4 separate regions of the Homo sapiens genome follow, and all the other regions are linked to region 3. A link is an interaction called in ENCODE POLR2A ChIA-PET data of the cell type or tissue named here. Cell type or tissue: CD4-positive, alpha-beta T cell. All regions are shown on one strand. Links, peaks and the distances in the headings refer to the core of each region. The heading gives the core; the rest is flanking DNA.

Region 1 (5,904 bases), core at 1,275-5,274, 170 kb before region 3:
AGATGCTCTCTCTCTCTCTCTCTCCCTCTCTCTCTCACATACACACACACACACAGTGTGTGTGTGTCTTCTTGTCTTCAGGCTCACTCACCCACACACACAAAGACAGAGAGAGAGACACAGAGAGAAAGAGATAGAGAGATAGAGGGAGAGACAGAGATAGAGTGAAAGAGAGAGAATGATTGAGATTGACTTTCTAGCTACGTCTTTTTGTATCAACTGATCCCAGCCACCTATAAGTCAAAGAAGACTGCCTGGAATAAAAAAAATATATATGTGAAGAGCCCCGTGTTCTTCATGTCCGAACCAGGGAAGACTGAATGGATTCTTTAGATTCTTGAGTTCCTTAAACGATGAGCAAACCTAAAGGTTCCCTACTGGAGATAATGCATCTTGTTTTCCACTGGGCCTTGCGGGATGCTTTAAATAGCATCAGCAAGCATCCGAATGAATTAGACAGCAAATGTAGGTTAGCTTTATTTAGACAGATAAAGACAAGCAGAGAAAGTTGTCTGGTTCAAGGGCAGTGCAGCCTGACACGACAGCATTTCTCTGAGGAGGGGAAATTGCTTTGGGAGAGAGAGGTATTTTGGGCAAAAAGCAAAGTTCCTTGGATCTCCAGGGAAAGTGATGCTAAATTCTTCAGTACAGAAGAGCTGGAATTGAGAATGGCTTGCCATTCATTGAAGGAAAGAGCTGGAGAGTTAAAATGTAAAGCAAAACTCAGTATCACACATCATCCCTAAGTCCACACATCATTTTTTCTCTTTCCTATTTCTTGGGAACACCACCAGAAAAGACAGGCTTCCCAGAACACAAGCTGGCCTAGCCAGTTTACACGAGTCCTCTGGAGTGTACTTGAGACCCCTGGCAATTCTGAGTCAGGAAATTAGTGCAGCTGAAGAACCCCTGGAGACTGGAAGCCTAGGAAGCAGGGAAACTGGCATATTTGGGGACATTCACACGTTAAACAGAAATGTGAATGCTTGAGAAAAAGTTACAACTAATGAATTTAGTTAATTTTCTTCTTCTTCCCCTATCCACTCTCTTAGACTATTTTTTGAAAATAAAGGCCGGGCGTGGTGTCTCACACCTGTAATCCCAGCACTTTGGGAGGCCGAGGCAGGCGGATCACCTGAGGTCAGGAGTTCAAGACCAGCCTGGCCAACATGGTGAAACCCCGTCTCTACTAAAAATACAAAAATTAGCCGGGCGTGGTGGCAGGTGCCTGTAATCCCAGCTACTCGGGAGGCTGAGGCAGGAGAATCGCTTGAACCCGGGAAGTGGAGGTTGCAGTGAGCCAAGATCATGCCTTTGCACTCTAGCCTGGGGGACAAGAGCAAGACTTCATCTCAAAAAAATAAAATAAAATAAAAAGAAAAGGAAAGAAAAATGCTTTCTTTTTTATTTAAAAAAATGCTTCTTCCTATACCCTTTCTGAAAATAAATGCCTTATGGAAGATCTAGAAAAAACATAACTCTGGTATGTGTTTTTACTATGATGTTTGTGGCTTCTCCTCTTTTTGTTGTTTTTCTTCTCAGTTGGCAGAAGCTAAAGGATATTTGATGTCTTAAAGTCCAGTAGGTCATAGCCCCACTGGTAATTAGTTTTAAAGATTTTTAAAAGTCTCAATTAGTACATTCATATTATTTGAATAAATTATAATTTTAAATATTTAATAATTCTACGAGTAAACCATTTTATACCTCATATATTTTTATGTTCCTAAAGTAACAATGAATTTAGTCTTGTAAAATATTTTTAAAATATCTAAAAACTTTGTTTTGCATAGATTTTCATTTCTTCCCCAGACTAATTTGGTAGATGTTTTCTTTAAGGGCCTCACAACTTCTGAAAAGTATACAACTTATGTATCACCAAGACAGCATCATAGGGAAAATATGTTATAACCCTGTCATGACGCAAAATATAAACTTTATTTTTATTTATTTATTTATTTATTTATTTATTTATTTTTTGGAGACAGGGTCTCCTTCTGTCACCCAGGCTGGAGTGCAGTGGCATCGTAGATCACTACAATCTCAATCTCCTGAGCTCAAGGGATCTCCCACCTCAGCCTCCCGAATAGCTAGGACCACAGGCACATACTATCTTGCCCGGCTAATAATTTCATTTTTGGGTTTTGCTTTGTTTTTTTGTTTGTTTGTTTTTTGCCAAGACAGAATCTCGCTATGTTGCTCAGGCTGGTCTCGAACTCGTGGGCTCAAACAATCCTTCCTCCTCGGCCTCCCAAAGTGCTGAGATTACAGGCAAGAGCCACCATGCCCGGTCTAAACTTCGTTTTGAATTAAACACTTACGCCACTTTCTTTGTACTTATTATTTATGCACTCATTTCACTCATTCCCTCCTTCCACAATTATTTGCTGAGTCCCCGCTTTAAGCACATAAAGTGAGCATCATACTCAGTGGTTGCCTTTCCTCATGATCAGTGCTTTTCTCTTCCTAATTATTAATTATTTTTATTTATTTATTTATTTTTTGGAGATGGGGTCTCCCTCTGTCACCCAGGCTGGAGTGCAGTGGCATCGTAGCTCACTTCAATCTCAACCTCCCAAGCTCCTTTCACTGTGTGCACACCAAGCTCACTCTCTAGTTATCTTTGCTGGTAAACTCGTGTATGTACTAAAAATGTATTCAATTGAGGAGTACAGTTTTTCATTTTAACAAAAAGCACACAAACTTCCCTAGTTCACTGCCAAAAACTCAATATTCTTTTAACTATTTGCGAGATTGGCAAATCAGTTAATCATTGGATGTCATTATAATTCTAGGAAGGTGATGGAAAGCCAATCAATATCACTATAATTATAAAGTAATAGATTCAAAAGACTTCTCTGAGACCTGGTTGCCAAGCTTATTCCAATGTTATATTAACAGTTTATATATATAAAACCCCCTCACCTAAACCAATCCTATAAATTTTTCATGTGTGTAGTTACAAGAATCTAATCAAAAGGAAAACTACTCTTTTATTTCTTTGTGGCAAAGGAGCTAACATTTCTACATGAACTGAAATGAAAAAACTTAATAACATCACTGGGATCTATAATTTTTTGTTCTGACATCTTTAATCACTTCGCTATTAGAGTATCTTTATTATAATTTCTCAATTTGTGCTAATAATGAGACCTTTTACATGTTCTTCAATAAGTCAATTTCAGAACGTGTTTTTAATATTTTTTAAATGCTGGAGAAAAATTTTTATATGGAGGTAGGAAGCAAAGTTAAAATCAATCACTGATCCAAATAAATAAAATATGATGTATATAACATTAAAAAATTATAGGAATGAATTTTTTGTTTGTGTTTTTCTGTGTCCTTCATGTTCGCTGAACTAAATATTATAATTTCAGTAATTTTTAACACTCTAAAGGAGAAAATATTGTAATAATATTTGGCTAGGTAAAATAAGAATCACACGTTTTATTTTTATTTTGCGACATTTGTGGTTCTTCAGCATGACATTGGCATTCTTCCTCTTCTGATGCAACTTCCTTCTCTGTTTCATTTTGTTTTGGTTGAAGTTGTTTCAACCTCCCCCTTCTCTGAGCAGTCTTTCAGCTTGTCTGAGGTTTTGAGCTGTCACTTTGTTTTCTGAATATCTACTTTTGTTTTTGGTGGCAACACCTACATATAAACATCTAGCCACCCATCCAAATGGACACACACCTACACACACTCAGACTCATAGACACACAGACGCAGATCTGCACGCACGAGCATGCACACATGCCCAGCCTCAACGCATCCATCCTCCTGCAGAGAGTTCAAACCACTCCAGCTGTTTCCTGGCCCTGGCCACAAGAGCAACAGTAGAGTTCTAATGTCAGTTCTCTGATTGGAACCAGCACTAATAAATGCTGCTGCTTCCAAGGAAGCCCTTACGTCACCTGGACCAAGGGGAAGACAGCTGTACAGGTTCAAGACGATGGAGCCAAGTGCTTCAGGCTGCATGTAGTGATACACAGGGGGAAGAAACGAGAATTGGGGTTGTACCTGAAGTGCTTTGTCCCAACTATCTTTTGACAGCCATGTACTGATAGGTTAAGACTCAGTTCCTAAGTATCAACTCTCTGAATCTTTTCCTGACATGCTAACTGTCCCTCCTCTGTACCGCTACAATCCTGTAGTTAAATGTTTATCTTCTCCTCTCCTGCCCTGCCAGGCCCATCAGATTTAAAACCTTTTTTTTTTTTTTTTTTTTTTTGAGACAGAGTCTTGCTCTGTCACCCAGGCTGGAGTGCAGTGGTACGATCTCCGCTCACTGCAACCTCGGCCTCCCAGGTTCAAACGATTCTCGTGCCTCGGCCTCCCAAGTAGCTGGGACTACAGGCGTCACCACCACGCCCAGCTAACTTCTGTATTTTTAGTAGAGACGGGGTTTCACCATGTTGGCCAGGTTGGTCTCGAACTCCTGACCTCAAGTGATCCATCTGCCTCGGCCTCCCAAAGTGCTGGGATTACAGGTGTGAGCCACTGTGCCCGGCCAAAAGAGACATATAAACAGAAGCCATGATGTCCCGGTCAGTCGCAAGATGAGATGGAGGCTCCCCATGCCATTACTCTCCCAGACTCAGTCAGGGCTTATATACTGTAGGGAAGGAAGGCACAGGGCAATTGAAATTGACCCTGCAGGGAAAGGCAAGAATGCCATGTGAACCTGACTAATGGTAGGATTTATGATTAAGGTTGTTTTGACCTAAGGGCAAGATGTATGGTAAATACATGCTCTTACATAAAGAACAACAGATAAACTGGAAATCTTAGAAGCCTTCCCAGAACTGGGGTTAATCAGAAGTCAACATGACGGATCAACATCCAAGGTGCTTTGGCCCCTACAAGGGACTACATATGAAAGTAACTCAGCAGCAAACAGAGCAGCTGCCTCCTCATCATCCCCACCACTGGGATTTCTTCTGGTGACCAATAAATAAGTTTGTAAATCAAATATAAAATACTAAGCCCTCCAACTAAACAGACCCCCTTTTGGCCAAGGGGGCCCCAGAAAATCCCAAAAAACTGAATTCCCAGCCATGATGAGAAGGGAGGTGGGACACACCTCCTTATACCTCCTCCCTTTTGGATTTGGGCACAACTGACCCATATTAATATTAAAATAGAGACCATAAGACTGTCAAAACAGACTTTTTATGGCAGTAAGATACCAAATTATAAACAAGACCCAAGGCCATGCCAGGCAAGGGTTAAGTCACACCCTACAAACCACAGAATCTTGTTAAATGGGTTTTTAAAAATTAACCTGGTATAATGAGGCTTACTTTCCAACCTGACTCTAATATAGCATCACAGGACAGCAGACCCTGAAGGAAATCAAAATATTTTACCCCGAAGTATATTTCTTTGACATAATTTGAAGTAGCCCTGCAAAGCCATCACGAAACAGGGAAACCTGCATCTGTAGAGAATCTCTGTTAATGCAGCCAGCCTTTGTTAGATCTAAGAGAGATTCACCGCCTAAGTGTGGTGGCTTGGGCTTGTAATCCTAGCACTTCGGGAGGCTGAGGCAGGAGGATCACTTGAGCCCAGGAGTTCGACACCAGCCCGGGCAACATGGCAAGACCCCATTACTACGAATAAAAAAAATCAGCAGCCTGTGGAGGCGTGGGCTTGTGGTCCCAGCTCCTCAGGATGCGGAAGCAGAAGGATCACCTGAGCCCAGGAGGTTGAGGAGGCAGTGAGCTGTGGTCTTGTCACCACATGTGTCCAGCCTGGGTAAGAGAGTGAAACCCTGTCTCAAAACAACAACAACAACAACAACACACACACACATGTCTGAAAAGAGACATTGACCATCTATTCTCTCAGAGGGCTGTGATATAGGAGGCTTCCTCTACGTAACAAAGCCCTTGGTCCCCACAA
Region 2 (5,904 bases), core at 605-4,604, 96 kb after region 3:
ATTCTCATTCATTTAAACTTTATATCTCTGCAAAATTTTGTGTTTCTAAAATGACCTTGAACTTGCAAATATATTAAAGGTGTTGTTTCCAAAGGGATACAGATGGAAATTATAATTTTCATGTCAGGGTCCACACTGGCCAAATATGTCCCAGAATTCCTAAGCTCAGTGTTGCACGTAGCATGACTGGACATGACTTTGAAAATGTTTCAATGTATGCCCCACTTTGAGACGCAAAGGCATGCATAAAATAAAATGATAAAGTATTAATTTAAAAAATCATCAACGTCTGAGAAAATAGAAAACAGAGCCTTTGGGGTTTGGCAGCATTGCCTCTGTAGCGACCCTGGGGGTGAGTTGAGAAAGTGGGCCCAAATAAGGAAGGCCTGTGGGCCCCGCAGCCCACCCGCCACAGCAGCGAGCATGTGAGGATATTGGACCTTCACCCAAGATTTCATTTAGGGGAATACAAGGGGTTTTAGTGCTAACACAATTTGAGAAACACTGCCCCAACAGATCTGCATTTACCTATTAGGCAAAACACTTGGAATACCAAATGTACCAGATCCGCTCATAGTAGTAAGTCAGAAGTCAGCTTCCTTCCCCTTTGTGTTAGGATACCACCATGCGTAATCATCCTGAAACAAAGGTGCGGGGGAGGATTTGGAAAACTTGTTCCTAAATAAGCTGTTTTCTAAGTTGAGCTCCCCTTCTCTAGAAAGTTTCCTTAGGAACATTATGCATATTGGAGACAAAGATAAAACCCTTTTTATTAAAGTAAAAAAAATGTTGATAGTTGTTGGTGATGTCCAAATAATATTTTCAAGTCATATTATAATGATGGGGTTTCCCCCAGTACTTTGGATTGAAATAAACGGGTTAGAATGGAGAACAGATGACAGGAGTCTTCTCTGAAATTTCTGAGAGGCCACACAATCTTAGGTTGAATAAAGAAGGAATAAGAATAGGAAATACGGGGCCGGGTGTGGTGGCTCATGCCTGTAATCCAAACACTTTGGGAGGTCGAGGCAGGTGGAACACCTGAAGTCAGGAGTTGAAGACCAGCCCAGCCAACATGGTGAAACCCCATCTCTACTAAAAATACAAAATTAGCCAGGTGTGGTGATGGGCTCCTGTAATCCCAGCTATTTGGGAGGCTGAGGCAGGAGAATTGCTTGAACCTGGGAGGTGGAGGTTGCAGTGAGCCGAGATCGCGCCACTGCACTCCAGCCTGGGCAACAGAGTGAGACTCCGTCTCCAAAAAAAAAAAAAGAAAAAAAAAGGAAATACGGAAAGATGATGATTTGTTTTAAATACATTTCCAACAGTATTTCTCTGTTTCCTTTTTTAGAAATCCTTTCTGTTCATAGGGCAGTTGGGGTAGAAATGGACACACTTAGCCAGCACGGCTTCTTCCGTGGAGGATGCACCATGTGTCCCTGCTGTGAGATGTAGACACCTGAGTTTGTGTGTTCAGATACTTTCGAAGAAGTTTTTTTGGTGAGACTTCTTTGGCAAAGAAAGCTGCATATAAAGTTGTTGATGCAGTGTCTGGAACATAGTAATGATCGATGCAGGAGGAAGATAAGGGGGAAGGTCCCTGGAGAGTCTCCCACCAGCCTGTGCACTGGGAGGAGGGGATGGAGCCTCAGGAAGTTCTCACCCTTTGCAGCTAGGAGCCTGGCCTCTCCTGTTCCTGGGTGGTGAGTTGGGATTCAATCTGTGAGATGGGGGCCTGTTCATAAAAACTCATCTTGCTTTGCTGAGAGTCTTTTTCCTTTTTGCCCAATAGATTCCATAACCCCTCACCCTTCAAAGGGTCTGTGTGCGTAACTTTTCCTGGTCATGTGACAAGAACCCAGTTTTTTCTACAATAGTAAGGAATCAGTGAGCATTAGTATTCTTTCTCTTTTTCTTCCTCTTCTCTTTGGCAGTATATTTTTCGCTTTCCAGCTGTAGCATCTGTTAGTGTAATATTCATATTTGCCCTCAAGTACTGCATTTTCCAGGTTTCTGCAGCTTGGACTTTTCTGTCTTGGTGGAGTGAAGCAGAGGTAGGTGGGGAGGGGAGATCAAGTGAACCCAGCCTGGCTCTCCTTTTATTTCCCTGGAGTTAGAAGCCACAAGTTGTCCTGAGGAGGCTTTGCTGTTCTTGTCACTCCTGACTTCAGCAGGAATCAAGGACAAAATAATTGAATGATAAAGGAAGATGGAAGCAGCTATAATCAGCTGTTCAGTTCCAGTAACAGGAAAAGTAGTCCTCAAACTTTAGAGGACATAAGAATGACCTAGGATGCCAGTTAAAATTCATTTTCCTGGGCTCCTCCCCAGAGATTCTGAGTCCAAACTTAGGTAATTCTTAGTTTTTAATGTTTTGGTTGATCACTAGTATAGCACAAAGATTAATATATTTTTAAGAGTTTTTACCACTCTTTGGTAAAGTTTGCTACCCTCAGGGAGCCCCAAAATTACGGCTTAGAATTCTTGGCTTAAAAAATGAGCCAAACCATCCCCATACCTATGTATGACTCTCGGGCAGTCATGTAACACGAACAAGCTTTGGCAGTGGTGTGAGACTTATTTGTAAATTGCCAGTGTCAACATAATTCTTTTCTCATTGGCATTGCCTAGTTAAGGAGTCAAGTCTCACTGTGGTTTGTTCTCTCTGTGGTTTCCGTAGGGTTGGGGAGAAGGCTACAGAAAAACGAACCCTTTCTAGTTTTGACTGTCTAGGGAGTAAAAAAAAAAAAGCCTGTCATCTTTCTGAATTAGGATATAAGACGCCTGCCCTGAAGGTGGCAAATCAGACTTCCACACGCATTGCCTTCATTTAGCCAATAGCCCGCTCTGAATGTGTATATTACGATGTGCAGTTTCATTCATCAAGGGGATTTCGGGCTCCAGCAGCACGCAGCCTCCAGTCTTGAGTGACTCCTGGGCTTTGGCTCAGCAGTAACTCCTCCATAAAAACAAGTGTGTGCATCTGGCTGTTAGAAGAATTCATGCTCATCCGGGTAAGGATAAACTGGAGAAATTATTCCTTTTTTTCCCTTTGGGTGGTTTTGAGGTTTTAGAAAAATTGATCCTCTCTTTGAGAAGAGTTCAGAACTATTTGTCTGAAGTTTTTCCATCCAAACTGCTTTATCGTATTATCCACTGTCTTACCCTTTTCCTGTGAAATCTACCCTCTTCAAAACATAGTTTCATTTTCAAATTTTAAAAGATAAGATTCCATTTTTCTTTCCGTGCATGAAACTTTAAAAATTAAATCACCACAGTTGCTACTGGCTTAGAAGTGGGGTCTTATATTTTTAGGAAGTATACTTTAAAAGTTAGGCAGAGGGGAAATCTATGTTTGCATTTGATTTATGAAACAGTGACTGTTACATTAAAGGGCGGATTTTCAGACATACTACTTGATCTGCTCTGACAAGCTATGAGCTCTCTCTCTCTGCCACTTTTCTCCCGAACTGTGTTCTAATGGTGGAATCAGCTCATCTTTTTTCCTTAGGCATGTGGTTTAGTCTGTGTACATTCAGCGCGGTGGCATTTTTCTTGAAGAAGTGACTAAGGCTTCTTGGATGAATTCTGTCTTTGAAAGAGGTAGTAGAATTGCATCAGAAAGGCATTTACAGTAAATGGCTACCCCCCCTTCCTGTAATGACCGCATGTGAAAGAATGCATTAATTCTTGTTTTGAGGAAATGAGAGTTGTAGAGTTCTATGAAAAACTCCCTTTTTTATCATTAGTTAGCCAGGTTTGAATGTTCACATTTTAAAAATCAGGCTCATTTTGTGCTATCTAAATAAAAGTCACAAAGATACAGCTTTCCACTCCATGTTCTATGTGGAGTAACCAATCATCCTGAACTCAAAAAGAGGAAATTATGTTGAATATGGCTACAGTTAATGGCATAAGCCTAAACTAAATTAATTTCTTCATAGTCTTTTTTTATATTAAGTTACTGTGCTTCCTAGCTATGTTGCTGATTTGTCCATCAGGATTTGATTCTCAGTGCGACGGACGATGAAGACTAAAAGGAAACTCCCATAGATGATCTGGTCAGGAGTTCTCATGGAAGCAGTACCGCCCCCTAGGTGACAGAGTGGAAATTTATGAGGGTATTCTGGTGGTACAATGAAGGATTTTTCTGGTTTTTTTTTGAGATGGAGTCTCACTCTGTTGCCCAGACTGGAATGCAGTGGTGTGATCTCAACTGACTGCAACCTCCGTATCCTGGGTTCAAGCAACTCTCCTGCTGCAGCCACGTGAGTAGCTGGGATTACAGGCCCAAGCCACCACACCCAGCTAATTTTTGTATTTTTGGTAGAGACGGGGCTTCCCCATGTTGGTCAGGCTGGTCTCAAACTCCTGACCTCAGGTGATCCGCCGGCCTCGGCCTCCCAAAGTGCTGGGATTACAGGCATGAGCCACCTCGCCCAGCCTAATGAAGGATATTTCATGAGTGAGAGCGAGAGAACTTAATGTCCCACAGTAGAAAAGAGATAAAGAATTGCCCTGTAGTACACATGACTTTCAGTTATCCTGTTGGACATTCGTGTAGGGAAAGATCAGTTTATAATTTTCTGAACCTAGACTTTATTTTTTCATAAAAATGCAAAATAATTTTTGCATACTTTTAATATACACAGAATAGATTCATTTTCATTCTCTGGTCCACCTATACTACTTCTTTCATTTTCCTGCACTTTTAATATGGAAAGCTTCTAATCTGACTTCTCTTAAATACAAGCTTCTTCTTTATAAGTAAGTTACAAGCATCTATTTGATTACATAGTTAATTGTACCTGAAAATTATTTATATAATGAAATGTGAAGTATTTTTTATTATAAATTGCTTCTTTTAGATTATCTTTTATGTACATTTAGGATATTCATGTTTTAAAGCTGCATGTACAGTAGTTAATATTATCAACAAATTTGATTTTAGAGTAGTAAATGGGACATGACAGAATTTTTTTGTCATATAAAGAGAGCTATGAGAATAATGGATAGGGTTTTGAACCAATGAACCAATCCGTGCCTCAGCGTTTAAGGAAGGAGGGTATGCAAATTACCCAGATAGGAGGGATGCTTATCTTCTTCATGAAGTTCCCCAGGGAAGATTTCACGTGTACCTCATTAATTTGTATTAGTATTTTGAAATCTTCATAGTAAGCTAGTTCTTCTGTATTAATATTTTCTAGGAGTCTTCATATGTCACTCTAAAAACATGACCGGGCCAGGTGCAGTGGCTCATGCCTGTAATCCGAGAACTTTGGGAGGCCGAGGCAGGTGGATCACTGAGGTCAGGAGTTCAAGACCAGCCTGGCCAACATGGTGAAACCCCGTTTCTACTAAAAATACAAAAATTAGCTGGGCATGGTGGCAGGTACCTGTAATCCCAGCTGCTCGGGAGGCTGAGGCGGGAGAATCACCTGAACCCGGGAGGCAGAGGTTGTAGTGAGCTGAGATCGTGCCATTGCACTACAGCCTAGGCGATAGAGCAAGACTCTGTCTCAAAACAAAACATGGCCAGGCACAGTGGCTCATGCCTGTAATCCCAGCATTTTGGGAGGCCATGGTGGGCGGATCACCTGAAGTCAGGAGTTCAAGACCAGCCTGGCCAACATAGTAAAACCTTGTCTCTACTAAAAATATAAAAATCAGCCGTGTGTGATGGCACACTCCTGTAATCCCAGCTACTCAGGAGGCTGAGGCAGGAGAATTGCATGAACCTGGGAGACAGAGGTTTCAGTGAGCCGAGATTGTACCACTGCACTCCAGCCTGGGTGACAGAGTGATACTCTGTCTCAAAAAAACAAAACGAAAACAAAAAAAACCTGTGACTTTTGGTTACTCCCCTTCTGTAGAAAAGATGAGCAGGTATTGAGAGAAGTAAAC
Region 3 (5,904 bases), core at 776-4,775:
GCAAACCTTGGCGGTGCGTGTTACAGCTCTTAAGGTGGTGCATCTGGAGTTGTTTATTCTTCCCGTCTGGAGTTCATTTCTCCTGGTGGGTTCGTGGTCTCGCCAGCCTCAGGAGTGAAGCTGCAGTGTTACAGCTTTGCAGTGAGTGTTAGAGCTCTTAAAGGCAGTGCAAACCCAAAGAGTGAGCAGCAGCAAGATTTATTGCAAAGAGTGAAAGAACAAAGCTTCCAGCGTGGAAGGGGACTGGAGCAGATTGCCACTGCTGGCTTGGGCAGCCTGCTTTTATTCCCTTATCTGGTCCCACCCACATCCTGCTGATTGGTCCATTTTACGGAGAGCTGATTGGTCTGTTTTACAGAAAGCTGATTGGTCTGTTGTGACAGGGTGCTGATTGGTGCATTTACAATCCCTGAACTAGACACAAAAGTTCTCCGAGTCCCCGTTAGATTAGCTAGACACAGAGCACTGATTGGTGCATTTACAAACCTTGAGCTAGACACAGGGTGCTGATTGGTGCATTTACAAACTTTGAGCTAGACACAGAGTGCTGATTGGTGTATTTACAATCCCCTGGCTAGACGTAAAGGTTCTCCAAGTCCCCACTAGATTAGCTAGACACAGAGCACTGATGGGTGCATTTACAAACCTTGAGCTAGACACAGCGTGCTGATTGGTGTATTTATAATCCTTTAGCTAGACATAAAGGTTCTCCAAGTCCCCACTAGATTAGCTAGATACCGAGTGCTGATTGGTGTATTTACAATCCGTTAGCTAGACATAAAGGTTCTCCAAGTCCCCACTAGACTCAGGAGCCCAGCTGGCTTCACTTAGTGGATCCCACACTGGGGATGCAGGCGGAGCTGCCCTCTAGTCCCGTGCTGTGCGCCCGCACTTCTCAGCCCTTGGGTGGTCGATGGGACCGGGTGCCGCGGAGCAGGGGGCAGCGCTCATTGGGGAGGCTTGGGCCGTGCAGGAGCCCACGGTGGTGGGGAGGCTCGGGCATGGTGGGCTGCAGGTCCTGAGCCCTGCCCCGCGGGGAGGCAGCTGAGGCCCGGTGAGAATTTGAACGCAGTGCTGGCAGGCCAGCACTGCTGGGGGACCCGGCACACCCTCCACAGCTGCTGGCCTGGGTGCTAAGCCCCTCACTGCCTGGGGCTGGCGGCGCCAGACAGCTGCTCCGAGTGCGGGGCCCACCGAGCCCACGCCCACCCGGAACTCGTGCTGGCCCACGGGCACCACGCACAGCCCTGGTTCCTGCCCGTGACTCTCCCTCCACACCTCCCCGCAAGCAGAGGGAGCCAGCTCCGGCCTTGGCCAACCCAGAGAGGGGCTCCCACAGTGCAGCGGTGGGCTGAAGGGCTCCGCAAGTGTGGCCAGAGTGGGCGCCAAGAGCAAGCGAGGGCTGCCAGCACGGTGTCACCTCTCAAAATGACTTAGAATGTATACCTGTCATACAACCAGTTTAGCTTGCTTTTCTAAAATGTTTTTAATTTTCAAAATAATGTTTAAAGAAGCCTTACTGAAGTTGATTGTAAAAAATTTCAAACTTTTAAGTGTTGCTAGGGAAATTGAACCGAAAACATATCTGATTATTTTACTCAAACTAGTGAACAGGGTTTAAATAAAGAGGGTGGAGGCTGGGTGCGGTGGCTCATGTCTGTAATCCCAGCACTTTGGGAGGCCCAGGTGGGCGGATCACCTGAGGTCGGGGGTTTGAGACCAGCCTGACCAACATGGAGAAATCCTGTCTCCCCTAAAAATACAAAAAATTAACCAGGCATGGTGGCACATGCCTGTAATCCCAGCTACTCGGTAGGCTGAGGCAGGAGAATTGCTTGAACCTGGGAGGCAGAGGCTGTGGTGAGCTGAGATCGTGCCATCGCACTCCAGCCTAGGCAACAAGAGTGGAACTCTGTCTCAAAAAAAAAAAAAAAAAAAAAAGAGTGTGGAGGACTCTTTTTAACTTTGCTTATGAAGAGAGTTTTGTTTTTTTTTTTTGGGATGACAGTCTGATTCTGGGTATTCATGCCTTCTCATTGGAAAATCACCACTGTGCTTTCTTCTTTTTTTCCATTTTTTTCTTTCATAGTTAGAGATGGAGTCTCACTCTAACTGTAACTGCGGGAGGGTAGTGATGTAATCACAGCTCACAGTACCTCCAGCCTCAGCCTCCCGGTTAGCTAGGACTATAGGCACACATTACCACACCTAGCTAATTTTTTTTTTTTTTTTTTTTTTTTTTAAAGAAACAGGGTCTCACTCTGTTGCCCAGGCTGGTCTTGAACTCCTGGGCTCAAGCAGTCCTCCTGCCTCAGCCTCTCAAAGTGCTGGGATTACAAGCACTGAGCCAGTGTACCCAGCCTTTTTTCTATTTTGTTCTTGTCTTGTATATTTTACATTTTATAGCTTTTCATGTTTCTGAAACCACTTACCACATTTAGGCCAAAAGGCAAAATAATAAAAAATAAAACCAACCTCACCTAAAAAAAAGTTTAAGGATTAAGTATTTCCATATACCAGTGTTGAACAGATTTGAACAATATATTTGATTTTATGCTCTCCAGTTGCTAAAGTGAGGAAAAGAAACAGAATTATATTGTTTTCATGTGCTGACAGCCGGAAGCATGTAAACATCTGCAGAAACCAAACGTTTCCTGGAACTAAGCTTGAGCAGAAATCTATCACGTGGACCTTTGTTTAAAGAACCTTGTGAAAAACCACAGTTATGTAAAAGATCCAGGAGCGCAGTTCATGTGGATTAGATTCTCTAGGAGGCAGAGAGTCTAAGGAGATCAAAGAAAACAACGACTTGGGAAGTGCATGTGCTGAGCGCTGGAGCCAAACTAGCAGAAAGGAGTTTTAGAGGCACTGAATCCAGGCCTCTGGTTTTTGGGGACTGTAGTAAAGAAAGGAGTTGAGGCCTGGTGCAGTGGCTCATACCTTTGGTCCCATTACTTTGGGAGGCTGAGGCTGGAGGATGGTTTGAGGCTGGAAGTTCAAGACCAGCCTGGGCAACAAAGCAAGACCCCTTTTCTAAAAAAAAAAATTAAAAAAAAATGGATGTGATGGTGTGTGCCTGTAGTCCTAGCTACTCAGGAGGCTGAGGCAGTAGGGTCAGGAGGCAGAGGCCGGAGTTGAAGGCTGCAGTGAGCTATGCGGGTACCACTGCACTCCAGTCGGGTGACAGAGCAAGACCCTGACTAAACAAAAAATAACAACAAAAAAGGAGGCAGGGGTTTAGAAAATACCATGATTGTTAACAGGACCATCAGATTTCATTTTTTCTAAAATATTAGATATTGTCAGTGTGGTTTTTATATAGGTGCTGATTCTGTTCTGTTCGTCTTCAAGTAACAAATGCCTGCAGTGGAGATATCTTATTTTGATGATTAACAGGAAGCTTTTAAGCTTTGAAGAAAGCAAACAACATTTTCCATGGACCTTTAAGAGCTGGGCTAATATTTTTGCCCACACAGAACTCTAATTCATTTCAGAGTCAAGGGCAACAATAGAATACTTTTTCAAGGACCTTGCATTTGTTAATACAGGTTTTCATAATAGAAAGCAATTTAAATATTCAGAACTAACGTAACATGGAAGAAACAACTTTTTCCTGAAATATTTGAGAGACAAATATAACAAACAATTCATCTTTACTATGACAATCTCAACGGAAAGACTTCAGTGTGGTCATATTAATGCATTTTCTGTTCCCAGCAGGCAAGTAAGGCAAGGGAAGCATCAGCTCCCAGGCTATTGTAGTCATCCAGATGGAGATGAGGTAGGCTCAGATGGCAGTGGTGGGAGCAGGGAGAAGTAGTTAGAATTCAGATGTAGTTTTAAGATTGAGCCAACAGGGTTTGCTCATGAATTGGGCAGAGGATATGAGGGAAAGAGAAAACTCCATCTTGGAGGATGGAGTTACTGTTTCCTGAGATGAGCAAGCCTGTAGGAGCTTCAGGCGTGGAGCACTAGGGGAACATCAGGAGTTTGGCATGGCATGATGTTAAAAGGGGAATGTCTATTAGACATCCAAGCGGAGATGTCAAGGAGGTGGCTGAAAATATGAGCCTTGAGTTCAGGGAAGAGGTTCAGGCTCTTATTTAAGGTGCTGAGACCCATTGAGATGACCAGGAGGAGAGCGTATAGACAGGAAAGTTTGAGAATTGAGAGTCCTGGGTCGCTCTGGCATTAAAAGGTGGATAATGAGAAGAAGTTTAAGGAATGGCCAGTGAAGGAGGAGGAGAGTCAGTAGGTTGTGGTGTCCTGGCAACCCAGCAAAGAAAGTGCTTAAAGAGGAGAGTGATCAGCTCTGTCTGTGCCGCTGGCAGGTCCAGTAAGAGGAAGACTGAACAGTGAACATTAGATTGAGTGAAAATGGTTTCTGCTGCTTTTTTGCCCAAGTAGTCTTGAATGAATTCAGTTAACCTGTCTCTGGGGATAACAATGGTACTTACCTCATCAGGTGGTGGTGATGAACTGTTTATTTATTTAAAAAAAATTTTTTTTGAGACAGGGTGTAGCTCTGTCACCCAAGCTGGAGGGCATTGGCATGATCACAGCTCACTGCAACCTTGACCTCTTGGACTCAAGCAATCCTTCCGTCTCAGCCTCCTAAGTAGCTAGGACCATAGGCATGCACCACCACACCCAGCTAATTTTTTATTCTTTGTAGAGAAGGAGTCTTGCTATGTTACCCAGGTTAGTATCAAACTGTTGGACTCAAGCAATCCTCCTGCCTTGACCTCTCAAAGTGTTGGCATTACAGGTGTGAGCCACCATGGCCAGCCTATGAACTGTTTAAGTGGATGACCAGCCTAGGCAAGAAAGATGCCATCTCTAAAAAAAAAAAAAAAAAAAAAAGCAAAGAAAAAAAAAAAAAGCTGGATGTTGTGCCATGTGCTTGTGGTCTCAGCAACTCAGGAGGCTGAGGTGGGAGGATCACTTGAGCCCAGGAGTTTGAGGCTGCAGTGAGTTAGATTGCCCCACTACACTCCAGCCTGGATGGCAGAGTGAGACCCTGTCTAAAAATAAACAAATAATGCTCACTTTGGCAGCACATATGCTAAAATTGAAACGATACAGAGAGGAGTAGTGTGGCCCCTGGACAAGGATGACATGCATATTTGTGAAGCATTCCATCTTTTTAAAATTCAATTTTAAAAAATTTTAAAAAGAAATAAGTAAATGGATGAGATAATTCCTTTAAAGCACCTCTTCCTGTACCTGGCTTTTGGGTATTTCACAGTTGAAGACATTGCTGGCTTTAACAATAGCAGTTTTAGGGGAGCAGTGGGGACAAAGCCTGATGGGAATGGGAAGAAAGAACTGGAGACAGTGGATGGAGTCAGCTCTTTTGAGTATTCTTATAAAACTGGATTAGAGAAATGGGGAGTTAATTCGTGGGACCCTGGGGTCAAGAGGAAAGGCCAGTAGGCAAGAAGGCCTCCCTCCCTCCCTCCCTCCCTCCCTCCCTCCCTTCCTCCCTCCTCCCTCCCTCCTCCCTCCCTTCCTAAATCCACAGACCTTCTATGGTGATTGGAATCATCCTGTATAGAGGGAAAAGCTGATGATGTAGTTGGATTTAGGACCATAGATAACAATGGACCAAAATAACTAGATTGTCCTTGCCACCTGCCCCCGCTTCTCAGTCTTTTATTCATTCATTTAACAAATATTTATTGTAGGTTCACAAGGTGCCAAGGACGAAGCTCAGGTGCTGGGAACAGTGGTGGTTAAGGGACTAATCAAACAGGCATGAGCTCTACACCCTCATGAAGTTGTCACAGTCCGGTGGAGATAGGCTTTCTAAAAACACACAAATACAGATTTGGATGAGCACTTTGCAGGAAGAGTACAGAGTACTTTTGAGAGGAAGAGAGGGAGAGTAGCATGGTGTAACTT
Region 4 (5,904 bases), core at 667-4,666, 110 kb after region 3:
CTCTAGTTACTCCCTCCCTGTCCTCACTCCTGCCCACCCCTCAGGCTGTTCCAGTCTGGCTTTTGCACCGGTGACCAAGTGGATTCCGCTGTAGCCAAAGCCAATAGTCGCCCTCCTCTCTTTCCTGTGGGCCACGTTCGTCAGATGCATTTGGATTCTTGTCTTCCCCAACCTCTCAGTGGTGAGCAGGCTTTGACTCGTTCTCCTCCCTGGCCTTTGAAGACTCACCCTACCCTTCTTGCTTTTCCTTCTCATTGCCCTTTTCAGGTTCTTTCTATCAGTCTCTAAGCTCCTTACTAATATTCCAGTGCCCACTGGGCATCTGCACTTGAATATCTTTTTGGCACCTCATATCCAAGAGGTTCCAAATTGATCCAAATACCCAAGCTTGAAACCTGTGACTTATTGATCCTTTCTCCTCACCTTCAGAATCCAGTAAGAAGGCAAATCTGGTCAGAATTCTACCTATCAACAATTTTCAAACCCATCTACTTTATCTGTCATGTCCTTCTTCTTGGTCACCATGACCTTTTATCTGTGTTAATGGATTAGCAACTCTCTCCCTGCTAAATTTTCCCTAATCCATTCTCTGACTGCCTTCAGGGCGATGCTTCTAAAAGCATCCTCATCCTTCTCCTTCCCTGCTTTAATTCTTACCCATTTGTTAAATGTCCTGTACCCAGATTGATGGGGGCCTCTGCAGAGCACGTGTTCCAGCCTGTGCATAACCAGGTCATCACAGCACTAACAAGTTCATGGGGAGTTGGAGAAGAGAGTTGTTTCCCACTCCACAGAACTTTATGAAAATCCCAAATGTAAATCAACCACTCCTGCCCCAGAGCTCTTGGTCATGGGCTTTGTATCCCTTCCATCCTTCCTCAGCCTCTCCCATCTGTAGTAACCCTACCCTATTTCTCCCTCTTTACTTATTCAGAGCATCACAGTTCTTTCCTGAATGTTCTGATCCTTAAGTTTCATTCCTGTCTTGTCTTTGTTTGGGTTTCCCTAGAAGCAGATTTTGAAAAAACATGCAATCTGGTCTGACTTCACTACTTAGGAGCTGTGAGACCTCTCTGTGCCTCAATTTCCTCATCAGTAAGATTCTACTTTATAGGATTGTAAGGAAGATTAAATTATGCATAGAAAGTTTTAAAGCCCTATCTGACCTATAATGGTGGTCAATAAAGCTTGCTGTGATAACAGTGATTACTATTATTATTAAAAATATCACTACCTTCGGGTTGCCATCCTCAACCAATCTAGCTAGAACAGATTAGAGCCCCCTCTTATGTGTACTAATAGCATTGTATGCCTCCTTTACATTGTAATTGCCAGTTTGCTACAGGAAGGATGATGAAATATTGTTCATCATCTAGCACCTAGCCCAGTGCCTGGCAGAGTTATACAAGATGTACTCAAGTATTTTTTGAACAAAATTAATGAATAAAATGACTTGTAGAAAGAGCCTTCCAATTACACTTGCTTTCTTACCTTTAAATAGCCACCTCTTTAAAAAAAATAAAACACGGCCAAGCATGGTGGCTCATGCCTGTAATCCCAGCAGTTTGGAAGGCCAAGGTGGGCGGATCACCTGAAGTCAGGAGTTCGAGACCAGCCTGGCTAACATGGTGAAACCCTGTCTCTACTAAAAATACAAAAATTAGCTGGGCATGGTGGCGTGTGCCTGTAATCCCAGCTACTCAGGAGGCTGAGGCAGGAGAATTGCTTGAACCGAGGGGACAGAGGTTGCAGTGAGCCGAGATTGCACCATTGCACTCCAGCCTGGTCAATAAGAGCGAAACTCCATCTCAAAATTAATAAATATATTAAATAAAACACAACAAACAAAATAGAACTCTTCTCCAGGGGCTTGTCTTTAAATCTGGCATTGCTCAGTGACCTTGGGGAAGCCTCTTTAGACATCTGAGTCCTGGAACAGTTCTATCTGAGAGCTTCTGTCCAGCTCTAGAATTCTTTAAATCTGTGGTAATAGCACAAAATGGGTATCGAGTACATTTTAAGGACACTCAGAGTTTCCCTTATGCTTATGTTTTTTCCTGTTGATGAGAAAATGTCATCATGTTGCTTGGATTTGTAGGTTCTTTCCTAGTTGTGGGGAATTTTTCCAAGCTGGCTATTATGAGAGGGTCTCAAAAAAAAACCACAAAGAAGTTTGGTATATTATGTTCAAATTACACACAGTATCCCTTCTTATTTTCACTTTTGATCTGGATTTTCACTTCTGAGCTGACTTCTATAATTTATATTTAAAGAATTTAGTCTCAGAAATAAGGTCATTTGATGCTTGCATCATTGACACTCCTAAACCTTTCTTGCATTCCAAATCGGAAACTTATTCAGGACTTCTAATTCTGATGGTTTCTTTCTTTCTTTCATATATTTATAGATGAAATATATATATATATATATACACAGATAAGACTATATCTATATGTAAATACAGATACTTAAAATATATATGTATATATTTTAATCGTGGTAAAATATGTAACAGAAAAATTACCATCTTAACCATGTTTAAGTACACAGGTCATTGGCATTAAATACATTCATGTTGTTGTGCACCCATCACCATCATCCATCTCTGGAATCTTTTCATTTTGCAAAACAGAAACTCTGTCCTCATTAAACAACAACTCCCCATTCCCTCCTCCCCCCAGCTCCCCTGAAAACCATCATTGTACTTTCTGTTTCTTTGAATTTGACTATTCTAGGTACCTCAAATAAGTGAAACCCTACAGTATTTGTCCTTTTGTGACTGGCTTATTTCACTTAGCACAATGTCCTCAAGGTTCGTCTAATGTTGTAGGATTACAACAACATTGTAGCATTGACATGATTTCTTTGCTTTTTAAGGCTGAATAATATTCCGCCATGTAGATATGCCACATTTTATATATCCATGTGATGGACACGGGTTGATGGACACAGGTTGCTCTCATGTTTTGGCTGTTGTGAATAATGCTGTTAGGGACGTGGGTGTACAAATACCTGTTTTAGTTCCTGCTTTCAGTTCCTTTGGATCAAATAAGTTATTGATCCTTCTCTATTGACGCTTCTGTTTTCATGGACTCTTGCCTTACTCTTTTGATCATTTACTGTTCCTCCCCCCATCGACCTTTGGGCCATTTTTCTGGTAATGTCCCTACTATCAAGGTTCTCATACTTCAGTTGGACCTCACAGAACTGCTGCCTGGAGAAAACAGTTTGACAGCTAAAAAAAAAAATATGATTCATTATCACCTCCTACACACACACCAATTCCTACTGTTTTCTGAAGGTATACCAGTGGTTCCTAAATTAAAAAAAATCTCTTGGTCATAGGGCAAATTTTTGTAGCTATCGATACTCTGTATTTTGAAATTTAACTGTTGATAATAGTAGCTTCTTGATGTATTAGTCCTCTAATTGTGAAACTGTTATCTGTTTCTTATTATGAAAACAATATATGACAATCACAGAAAATTTGTAAGGTGTAGAAAAGTATTACACACAATGGCACTACCTAAAAGCAACAACTATTAACATTCTGATGCATAGGCTTCCAGTCTCTTTCATGTAAATTTTTACATAGTAAAGATCACATTGTTTTGCACCTTCTTCTTTGCATTTAATAATAAATATAAGAATTTCTGGCTGGGTGTGGTAGTTCATACCTGAGTAGCTGGGAGATTGAGATGGGAGGATAGTCTGAGCCCAGGAGTTCGAGGTTACAGTGAGCTATGATTGTACCATTGCACTCCCCCTGAAGACCCCATCTCAAAAAAAAAAAAAATTTCTTGTTCAAAAGTATTTGCAAATATTTTCATGATTTTATAAAGCTGAGAAATATTTAGAGGGTGGTAATTAGCATAAATAGAATTTTTCCAGTTATAAAAACAATATATTACAGAAAATGCCAACCATCTCAAGATTATAAAGAAGTAATAAAAAATCTAATGTCTCCGTCTGCCCTTTTTAAGCTTTTTTAATGTATCCTAATCCAGTCTGGAGACCAGCTTGTCCCTCCCTTCTTCTTCACTTTCTTTCTTACCTGGCAACATTAGTATCATGTTTATGTATGATTTTATATTCAGCATTTGCACCCAATATTATATTTTGTCATTTCCAGTATCATGAAGCATTCTTCAAAAATCATGATTTAAGCGTACGAATTTTTACTGTGATCTGTTTAGTCACATGCTCCATTCCATCTTTGGATGTTTAAGTTGTTCCCGATTTTATGCTTTTGCTAAGTATGTCCTTGCCATAGTTATCTTCCTATGTATCTACGATTATTTCCTTAGGAGATATTTATAAACATCTTAGGAGTCAAAACAGTTTTAAGGCTGAAAAAATACATATATTGCTAATTTCCTCAAATGGTTGTCTCACCTCACTTCATGAGCTTTCCTTTTTTTGTTGTCCATCTTTGTGATCGGTGAAATGAATTTCGGTGTTTGCTCATGAAATCGAGCATTTTTTTTCATATTAATTGGCCTTTTATATTTTTGTGTGAATTGTCTGTTATTACATTTTACCTTTTACATTCAAATACTATACAGAATATTATCCTGTTACAGCTATTTTATTTTTTGCTTACCTTTTTATTTATTTAGAGACAAGGCCTCCCTCTGTCACCCGGGCTGGAATGCAATGATGCAACCATAGCTCACTGCAGCCTGGAACTCCTGGGCTCAAGTGATCCTCCAACCCTGGCCTCTGCTAGGACCACACATATGTGCCACCATGTCTTGCTAGTTTTTAAATTTTTTTGTAGGAACAGGATCTCACTACATTGCCCAGGCTGGTCTCCAAGCCTTGAGCAATCCTCCTGCCTCAGCCTCCCAGAGTGGTGGGATTACAGGTGTGAGCCAACACACCTGGCCTTTTTTTGCTTACCTTTCAATTCTGTTTGCTGTTTTTTGACATATAGGGGTTTTAAATTTTGTTGCAGTTGGATTACATTGCCTTTTGTTACTTTTTTCATTGCTTCTATAAAGCTAAATCTTCTTTTCCCATTCCAAATTCAGAAATAATTTTCTACTAATTTAGTTTTCTTCCTTTTTTTTTTCCTTTTATATTTAGCTCTTTAATCTCCACAGAATTAATTCTGGTGAATCTTATGAAGTAGGAGTTAATTTTACTTTTTCTAGAATATTATCTGGTTCTTGTGTTTATTCAGAATCCCAGTATAGCTGTGACATGAACCAAAACAAGTGATTTTTCTTATTTTAGTGCTTTGATTTTCCCATTAGGAAAAATGAGGAAGCTGTGAGTACCAGTGGAAGGAACGAGCCAGGAAGAGGGACTGGAACCATCTCAGAAGCCATGCCCCTCAGGCTGGAACTTGCCCTGTCTCCTCGCAGATGAGGTAGGAGGCTCAGCACGGGCTGGTGGGAGCAGCCCACAGCAGCAGTGAGGGTCAGTGGGCCTGTGAGTTAAGAAGAAGGTGGCACAGAGCGAGGGTCTCTGGATCCTGACTGTTTGACTTTTCCATGATTAGGATAAGTAGCCAGGGCTTGGCTAGTTGGAGAGTTACTCGAACCTCAGGTGACAGTTGTAAGGCAGCACATAGTGAAAAAGAGTCCTAGCCTGGGAAAGTCCAAAACCTTAGGTCTGGTTTCAGTTCACTCACCTATCTCTGTGACATAGCAAAGTCTGTTAATTTCTCTAATTTTCTGATTAGTAGTATAGTTGCAGGAATGAAATAAAAATGGTCCTGATTACTCAGAGATTCATTTACTGATTACTCTTTTTGTGACCTGAATAAAGAGTACAACATCTCTCAAAAGGTAACAATATGATGTTTCAGGAAATTAGAGAAGTTAAGAGACTTTGCTGTATTTACTATACAGATAGTTGACTGACAGCTGAGCCCGGACCCAAGATTCATTTATAAAA

Evidence for each region. Peaks named below come from ENCODE experiments on the same cell type or tissue, not always from the same donor. Only the 100,000 strongest peaks of a DNase experiment are listed, where the experiment ranks them.
Region 1: POLR2A ChIA-PET joins it to region 3 with 8 read pairs; 5 of 35 experiments call an interaction of 5 or more read pairs at or near these places.
Region 2: POLR2A ChIA-PET joins it to region 3 with 11 read pairs; 15 of 35 experiments call an interaction of 5 or more read pairs at or near these places.
Region 4: POLR2A ChIA-PET joins it to region 3 with 5 read pairs; 11 of 35 experiments call an interaction of 5 or more read pairs at or near these places.

What each region holds. Positions count from the first base shown.
Region 1 is chr7:131,229,447-131,235,350 of GRCh38, reverse strand. It overlaps a transcript of MKLN1 not described here. Among named protein-coding and RNA genes, the nearest start is that of MKLN1-AS, 95 kb to the left of the region's middle. RefSeq lists enhancers at 3,455-3,504, 3,915-3,964. In CD4-positive, alpha-beta T cell, for the core only: no CTCF peak of the experiment used is centred there; a DNase peak (open chromatin) is centred at 3,620; H3K4me3 peaks cover 756 bases; H3K27ac peaks cover 726 bases.
Region 2 is chr7:130,958,233-130,964,136 of GRCh38, reverse strand. All of the region lies in intron 5 of LINC-PINT (long intergenic non-protein coding RNA, p53 induced transcript), which reads left to right. Among named protein-coding and RNA genes, the nearest start is that of LINC00513, 48 kb to the right of the region's middle. RefSeq lists enhancers at 2,882-2,971, 3,525-3,614, 2,941-4,140. In CD4-positive, alpha-beta T cell, for the core only: no CTCF peak of the experiment used is centred there; DNase peaks (open chromatin) are centred at 2,776, 3,606 and 4,086; H3K4me3 peaks cover 2,170 bases; H3K27ac peaks cover 2,794 bases.
Region 3 is chr7:131,054,130-131,060,033 of GRCh38, reverse strand. The region is part of intron 2 of LINC-PINT (long intergenic non-protein coding RNA, p53 induced transcript); the gene reads left to right. It also overlaps the pseudogene RNU6-1010P. Among named protein-coding and RNA genes, the nearest start is that of LINC-PINT, 53 kb to the left of the region's middle. RefSeq lists cis regulatory regions at 738, 767, 925, 1,073, 2,727 and enhancers at 666-810, 695-839, 853-997, 1,001-1,145, 2,655-2,799 and 1 more. In CD4-positive, alpha-beta T cell, for the core only: no CTCF peak of the experiment used is centred there; DNase peaks (open chromatin) are centred at 2,153 and 2,673; H3K4me3 peaks cover 1,514 bases; H3K27ac peaks cover 2,984 bases.
Region 4 is chr7:130,945,190-130,951,093 of GRCh38, reverse strand. It overlaps LINC-PINT (long intergenic non-protein coding RNA, p53 induced transcript), which reads left to right. Exons shown (of 8, transcript NR_170176.1): 6 at 5,259-5,374. Among named protein-coding and RNA genes, the nearest start is that of LINC00513, 35 kb to the right of the region's middle. RefSeq lists a silencer at 31-199. In CD4-positive, alpha-beta T cell, for the core only: no CTCF peak of the experiment used is centred there; a DNase peak (open chromatin) is centred at 2,673; H3K4me3 peaks cover 496 bases; H3K27ac peaks cover 2,626 bases.